2 separate regions of the Homo sapiens genome follow, and region 1 is linked to region 2. Evidence: read pairs that join two places in POLR2A ChIA-PET (ENCODE). Cell type or tissue: Panc1. All regions are shown on one strand. Links, peaks and the distances in the headings refer to the core of each region. The heading gives the core; the rest is flanking DNA.

Evidence for each region. ChIA-PET counts read pairs that join two places held together with the same protein. Peaks named below come from ENCODE experiments on the same cell type or tissue, not always from the same donor. Only the 100,000 strongest peaks of a DNase experiment are listed, where the experiment ranks them.
Region 1: POLR2A ChIA-PET joins it to region 2 with 13 read pairs; 2 of 35 experiments call an interaction of 5 or more read pairs at or near these places.

What each region holds. Positions count from the first base shown.
Region 1 is chr2:47,558,002-47,560,501 of GRCh38, reverse strand. All of the region lies in intron 1 of KCNK12 (potassium two pore domain channel subfamily K member 12), which reads left to right. It also overlaps a transcript of MSH2 not described here. Among named protein-coding and RNA genes, the nearest start is that of KCNK12, 12 kb to the left of the region's middle. In Panc1, for the core only: no CTCF peak of the experiment used is centred there; no DNase peak of the experiment used is centred there.
Region 2 is chr2:47,339,449-47,344,355 of GRCh38, reverse strand. The region is part of intron 1 of EPCAM-DT (EPCAM divergent transcript); the gene reads left to right. Among named protein-coding and RNA genes, the nearest start is that of EPCAM-DT, 3.2 kb to the left of the region's middle. RefSeq lists a silencer at 3,972-4,266. In Panc1, for the core only: no CTCF peak of the experiment used is centred there; no DNase peak of the experiment used is centred there; H3K4me3 peaks cover 1,089 bases; H3K27ac peaks cover 510 bases.

The sequences.
Region 1 (2,500 bases), core at 1-2,500, 220 kb before region 2:
GCCCAGCCTGGGGTCTGCAGGGTTGTGTGGGTGGAGGAGGAGGATGAGGAGGCATCAGTGAGAGCTGAAGCACAGTTTGGGGACTCTGGGATTTGGCTGTGCTGTGCTTCTGGCAGTGTCAGTGGCTACACTAAAGCGAGGGCTGCCTGCTTCCCATCCTTCGCCACCTAGTACCTCTCTGTGAAGGAGGCTGCCAACCAGATCGGAGAGGGTAGAGCACGTGCTTCCCACAGAGCTCACCAGAACTCTGGGAACTTGTTGAAGAGGACCGAGCTCCCGCCCAGACCTGAGAACCCTCAGCCTTGCACTGGAAACAGCTGCAGTGGGCATGGACAGGCGGGACAGAAAACCAAAAAAACAGGAGGGCCTCCCTTAAGCACACCAGCAAGGAAAGCCTGGGGACATAGCCAGCTCAGAACTCGCCTCCTGAAGGGTGGTTGGCTTGAGGGAGACTCTGCCTAAGGTCATGTCCTGAAACAGACCCTGCCTAGACCTTGCACCAAGCGCCTGCCAGTGCTACTCTCTTCTCTAGCCACCCTTAACTTCTGTCCCCCTTACCTCGCACTTTAAGCCTCTAGGCTGTTACATATGCTGTACTCTCCACCTGGAATGCCCTTCCCTTCCTCCCTGTTTTCTACCAGGTGAAATCAGTCTTCAAGATCCAGCTCAAATGGTGCCACTAGAGAGGGACCTACTGTGAAGTCCCTCTTACTGCCCTCAGACCTGTGCCAATCATTTGTTTCTATGCCAGCTTCCCCATCTGCGAAGTAAGCCACCGTTCAGTGGGTTAAGATGTGTCTAAAGCTGGCCCAGGGCCCAGCACATAGTAGGTATGCAGAAAACGTAGTTTCTTCTTTCTCCACCTCAGAAGCTACATCTTAGTAGTGCTTGTCACTGTTACAATTAATAACATGATAATAACCATCATGGCAGCAGCTATGCATTGAATGACTACTTCGAAGTGCAGCAAAGAGGTAATTTCTGTCAATCATGGAGCATAATACTTGGCACAAAGTAGGTGATTAATCAACATATGTTGAGTGGATGGAATGAATGAGTAACTGAAAACCCTGGACTGCTGGAAATTAACAACAAAAAATAAAAACTGAGCAAGCTGGGCCCAGACCACGTTTCCAGAACCTCCCAGGGCCTCCCTGCTGGGCTCCCCACTCCTACAGCTGGAGGGGCTGGCTGTGCATGAGCCCCTCTGCTGGGCCGTTGCTTTAATGCTCTCTCAGTGGCTGGCAGGTGTGCAGCAGGGCAGCCAGCTCATTCTGGAGCTCCCCTCCCTGGCAGTGCGTTTCCATGGCTCTCTGAGTCAGCTGGGTCCTTATCCTGACCCTGCCCTGGACTGAAACCAAACTAGACAATTCTAAGCCTCAGCCCTTGTTACCCTCAGAAAGCAGTAGGAAAAGTTCAGTTCTGAACTAGGGGGGCTTCTGGTCCTAGTTTTCCCACTGACTCAGATTTCCTATCTGGCCCTGGCCTTGGCCACATCTCTTAGCCATAAAGAGGCCCTGCTCAATTCCACCTCTCAGTCCAGTGGTTCTGCCTTTTCTCTTCACCTGCCCAGGACACATTCCTTAGAAACTGGAGGTTGCTTCACACATTTGACGGAAGTTTAATCAGTAATGAAATGCAATTCCACAAACCAGGAAAAGCCACCCCCACCCACACGGCCCAGCACCATCACAATGCCTCCAAAAATACTTGGGGAAGCTTTTATTGGAATCAGTTGTCCTAGCTTTCTGGAAAGTTTCAGTTGAGATAAACGCAAACTCCGAATCGCACTCCGCGTGACTCCTCTCTAATCCTTTCCAAATGGCCATGATCCTCTTCCCTGCTGCCAAGTGTTCTGAATTCTGAGCGCCTCGTGTGAGCCTGTTTAGCTGCTAACACCAGGACCTGCCAGGAATTCTGCAGGGACAGCCCAGGTGCGAGGGGGAAAGGTAGGCACGGGCCTCTGCCTGTGCTGAGTGTGTTGGCATTTCCTAGGGGCGGGGTGCATTTTGGAGGCCATGCAGGTTTGGATTGCTGGGTTCTCTTCTAAAATGGAAGGTCGGGAAAGAAAGCTGAGATTGCATGGGAGCTAATTCTGAAGGTCTGGCAGCCTCAGTGGCAGGCAGGGAAGAGGTCCTTGCCTGTGTCAGTGCAGAAGTGGGACTGCAGGGCCTGCCCCTGCCAGCACCCTCTTTGTCACTCCCCACACTTCCTGCTGGTTTGGCATGGAATCACTTGTGTGACTGTGTGCTTAGCATCTGCTTCTCTTGCCAGATTCTGGGTTCCTGGAAGATGAGAACGCTATCTCCTCCATTCCCCTCCATGTCTCCAGTGCCTGGCACAGGGCATGGCACATGGGAGGGGCTACAGAAATATTTTCAGAATCAATGTAAATTTGAATGAATGGCCGTTTCCAAGATTCCCAACTCTACCTAGGCACCTGTTTTATAAAAAGTAAAATATGATGATCAGATGATGACCTGCTTTGTAAAAGAAGGCT
Region 2 (4,907 bases), core at 2-2,501:
TCCGGTACCACCCCAAAGAACTGAAGTGCAGATAATTATTTCCCAGAATGTTGTTTTTACGCTGGTGAAATTCAACGGCAAACATTTTACTAACACTCTCCTCCTTTTCCTACCTGAGGTATTAAAACTTGGAGTCAGCCTGGGTAATATTTTATAGGAAAATGCTCTTCATCACTGTACACCTGTGCCTACCATGGTACCTGGGGCATCTAGTAGGTGCCAGATAAATATATATGTACATTTTATATATATATATATATATATGTATGTATGTATATATAGTTTTTTTTTTTTTTTTTTCCCGAGACAGAGTCTTGCTCTGTCACCCAGGCTGGCATGCAGTGGCGTGATCTTGGCTCACTGCAACCTCCGCCTCCTGGTTCAAGCAATTCTCCTGCCTCAGCCTCCCAAGTAGCTGGGATTACAGGCACGCACCACCATGCCCAGCTAATTTTTGTGCTGTTAGTAGAGACGAGGTTTCACCATGATGGCCAGGCTGGTTTCAAACTCCTGACCTCAGGTGATTCGTCCACCTCAGCCTCCAAAAGTGCTGGGATTACAGGCACGAGCACTGCACCCTGCCACAGACAAATATTTACTGAGGGAATTAATGAGAAGAATCTGGGAGAAAAGAAGAAAGCAGAGATTTCTAAAATGGAAGAATTTCCCCTAGAATTATCCAGAACTGACTGTGTAATAAAAGTACACTTTTTCCTTCTTTGCTTAGCTAAGTATTGGGGAAACATTTAAAATTATTAAAAATAGAGGGAGTTTCGGGAGCCTGAAAAGTCTTTAGACCCCAAAACTGCTGGGATCCTAGGCCTTAAGATTCCAAAGAAGAGATGCTCTTAGACTTGATCCTGCCTGCTCACAGGCTCAGAGTGGACGTGGCTACTGGCTTATCTTAGGTCTAGAAGAATTAAGTGATTGCAGTATGCTCAGCTTAAAAAGTTGTCATGAACCTGGGGATGGAGTAGAGGGGGTTGGTATTTAGAACATCCTAACCACCCCTTTCTGCTCTGGTCTAGAAGGAGGCCAGAAACATTTCATAAAATGTTGTACAAAGTAGCACTCCCAGAATCCTGGCTGTTCAGCGAGGCAGTGCCGGCTGCTCAGTTGAGCATGGCCCTTTGGATTCACACGGACCTAAGTCCAAATTCTATCTGTGTCCTGAGCTGTTTAGCCTGATAAAGAAAAGTAGACACTGGGCCAGGTGCAATGGCTCATTTCTGTAATCCCAGTACTGTGGGAGGCTGAGGCAGGTTGATCACCTGAGGTTGGGAGTTTGAGACCAGCCTGACCAACATGAAAGAAACCCCTTCTCTACTAAAAATACATAATTACCCGGGCGTGGTGGCACATGCCTATAATTCCAGCTACTCGGGAGGCTGAGGCAGGAGAATCGCTTGAACCTGGGAGGCGGAGGTTGCAGTGAGCCGAGATGGCACCATTGCACCCCAGCCTGGGCAATAAGAGCAAAACTCTGTCTGGGAAAAAAAAGAAAAAAGAAGAGTAGACACCATGAGGCCTGGTAAGTATTAAGCTGCAAAGAAAACTCAGATAATTAACTTAAGCGCGGGGGAGTTAGTTGAATGGAGAGCTGCCCCAGTGAAGACCAAAGGTGAGGGATGGTGGGTGATGTGGGTGGCAAAGTTGCATGAGGAAAAGGGATGGACAGTTCAGGCTGGTGGGTCTTCGGGAGCTTGGCACAGCTGCTGGGCCCCAAGTCTATTTGTTGAGGCTGATAGTATAGTCCCAAGTACACCATTAATTTTTTTTTTGTTTTGTTTTGACATGGAGTCGTGCTCTGTTGCCCAGGCTGGAGTGCAGTGGCACAGTCTTGGCTCACTGCCATCTATCTCCGCCTCCGGGGTTCAAGCAATTCTTCTGCCTCAGCCTCCCGAGTAGCTGGGACTACAGGCGCCCACCACCACGCCTGGCTAATTTTTGTGTTTTTAGTAGAGACGGGGTTTCACCATGTTGGCCAGGCTGGTCTCGAACTCCTGACCTCGTGATCCACCCGCCTCGACCTCCCAAAGTGCTGGGATTACAGGCGTGAGCCACCGCGCCCGGCCTCATTAAGTTGTTTTTCTGCTGATTCTGACCTACTTTTCTGGAAGCAGCCACTCAGTCATTCTTTAGGAGCCGTGGCTACTTGCAATCTTATATCTTCCAGGCCCAGCATCCTGCAGCAAACAAGTCCAAACCATGTGCTAAGGGTACTAAAAATTCATTTCTCAAACCTCAGCACTATTGATATTTGGGGCCAAATCATTGTTTCTTTTATTTTATTTTATTTTTATTTATTTATTTATTTAGAGACGGAGTCTTGCTCTGTTGCCCAGGGTAGAGTACAGTGGCACGATCTCGGCTTACTGCAACCTCCACCTCCCCGTTCAAGCAATTCTCCTGCCGCAGCCTCCAGAGTAGCTGGGATTACAGGTGCCTGCCACCACACCCGGCTAATTTATTTGTATTTTTAGTAGAGATGGGGTTTCACCATGTTGTCCAGGCTGGTTTCAAACTCCTAACCTCAAGTGATCTGCCCTCCTCGGCCTCCCAAACTGTTGGAATTACAGGCGTGCGCCACCATGCCCGGCCAAAATCATTGTTTCTTATGGGGTGCTATCCTGCAGGGCAACATAGTAGGATATTTTGCAATATCCCTGGCCTCTACCCACCAGACGTCTTGCAGTATCCTCCAATTATGACAATGCAAAATGCCTATAGACATCACCAAATGTCACTGTATGCCAAATTTCCCCCATTTGCAAACCACTGCATCATACAAATTTTTCTCCATGAAATGCTTCACACAGGGCTTCCATGAGGATTGGAATTCATTAGTCTAGTTCCAGAGCAAAACCAAGAAACTCAGTATTGGCCAGGTGCAGTGGCTCACACCTGTAATCTCAGCATTTTGGGAGGCCGAGGCGGGCGGATCACGAGGTCAGGAGATAGAGACCATCCTGGCCAACATGGTGAAACCCCGTCTCTACTAAAAACACAAAAATTAGCCAGGCGTGGTGGTGGGCGCCTGTAGTCCCAGCTACTCAGGAGGCTGAGGCAGGAGAATGGCGTGAACCCAGGAGGCGGAGCTTGCAGTGAGCCGAGATCACACCACTGCACTCCAGCTTGGGCGACTGAGCAAGACTGTCTCCAAAAAAAAAAAAAAAAAAAAAAATGAAACTCAGTATCACTTTCTGTTGAGTTTATAACAGTGCTTCTTCCCAATTCTACCTTCGACGTGGGTAAGTAGATTCCTACTCAGGGCCCCAGACCTTAAACAGACCTGCTCTAGGCTTGTTTAAGCCAAGTCTCTTCCCATGGAGGAGGGAGTCAACAGGGCGAAGAGAATATGTCCACTGGAGCCTGTTCCCTCTCTCCTAGACCATTCTGGGTGCTCGCAGGACATCAAAATTTCTTGCACAGAAGGGTCAAGTCTACCTACAGGGCATACACAGCTTTTTCGCAGGGTCACTTCTCCAGACTGGGCCATGACACTGGGGTGGCCCACGTGGGGTCATGGAGTGTCAATGTAGATGGAGCTTAGATGTGTGGCCTATGCTATTTTTGGCAACGTAAATGGAGCTTAGATATGTGGGCTGTACTATTGCCCCAGATCCTGCAAATGCAACACAAGGGCCTGCTCTCTCCTTCTTGAGCCACCAGCTCTCTTACAAGATGTCATTGAGATCGCTAGCAACTCCAAAGCCTCTGTGTACCTTCTCCACTTTCCTCAATCTCTACAGAAGGTGGTGATAAGCACTCACCCCAAGTGGAGAACCAGAAGGGAAAATAAGAGGTTCCGAGAGCCCAGAGAATTCCCCCTCAGAGCAAGCAGGGGCTAGACAGCTTTGTACCTCTCCACTGAGCAAAGAGCACTACCCCGTGATCAGTGAAACACTCTCCAGGAAAACACCAGCATTCCTGGTAGATTTGTTTTCCTTTGCTTGTCTCTAATCGACACACAAGACCTTCTCTGGGCTATGGATTCCACAGTCAGATATTTAGAGAGATGTCGCCACTGCCTTCTCCTCAGTGAAGCAGTCTGGCTGATGCTCCCCCAGGGGAAATGAATCACTCTCTTGATTTTGAACTTGCACAGCCTGTTACTCACACCTTGGCTAGTGACTGACCTGTTCCATCACACCTTCTGTAGAGGCGAATCCTATGAGCTCCCGTAAGGCAGCAGCACCTGACTCACCTGGCTTCCCCACTGGGCCTAGCACAGGGCTCACACACGGTGCAGCTGCTCAGGTGTTCCTCCCTAAATCAATTAACTTTAAAATTCCACCTGGTTGGGATCAAAGTCATTGAGATTTATGAGAAAAACCAGTCCAACCAGTCCCCACTTCATGATTTTCCCCTGTGGCTCTTAGATCCTGAATCTGGTTTATTTTGTCAACTTAATATCCTGCTATCAACACTCACTTTATACTTGGCCCATGCATGGGTAGGGGCGGAGCTTCTTTACATTCTAAAGACTGGGAGCATCAAAAAGAGGAAGTTTTAGAGATTGTATTAGTTCCCTAGGGCTGCTGTAACAAAATGCCACAGACAAGGTGGCTTAAAACAACAGAAATATGGCCGGGCATGGTGGCTCATGCCTGTAATCCTAGCAGTTTGGGAGGCTGAGGTGGGAGGATCACCTGAGGTCAGGAGTTCGAGACCAGCCTGACCAACATGGAGAAACCCCATCTCTACTGAAAATACGAAAAAATTAGCCGGGCATGGTGGCGGGCGCCTGTAATCCCAGCTACTTGGGAGGCTGAGGCAGGAGAATCGCTTGAACCTGGGAGGTGGAGATTGCGGTGAGCCAAAATCATGCCACTGCACTCCAGCCTGGGCAACAAGAGCAAAACTCCATCTCAGAAAAACAAAAAAACAAACAAAACCCAGAAATA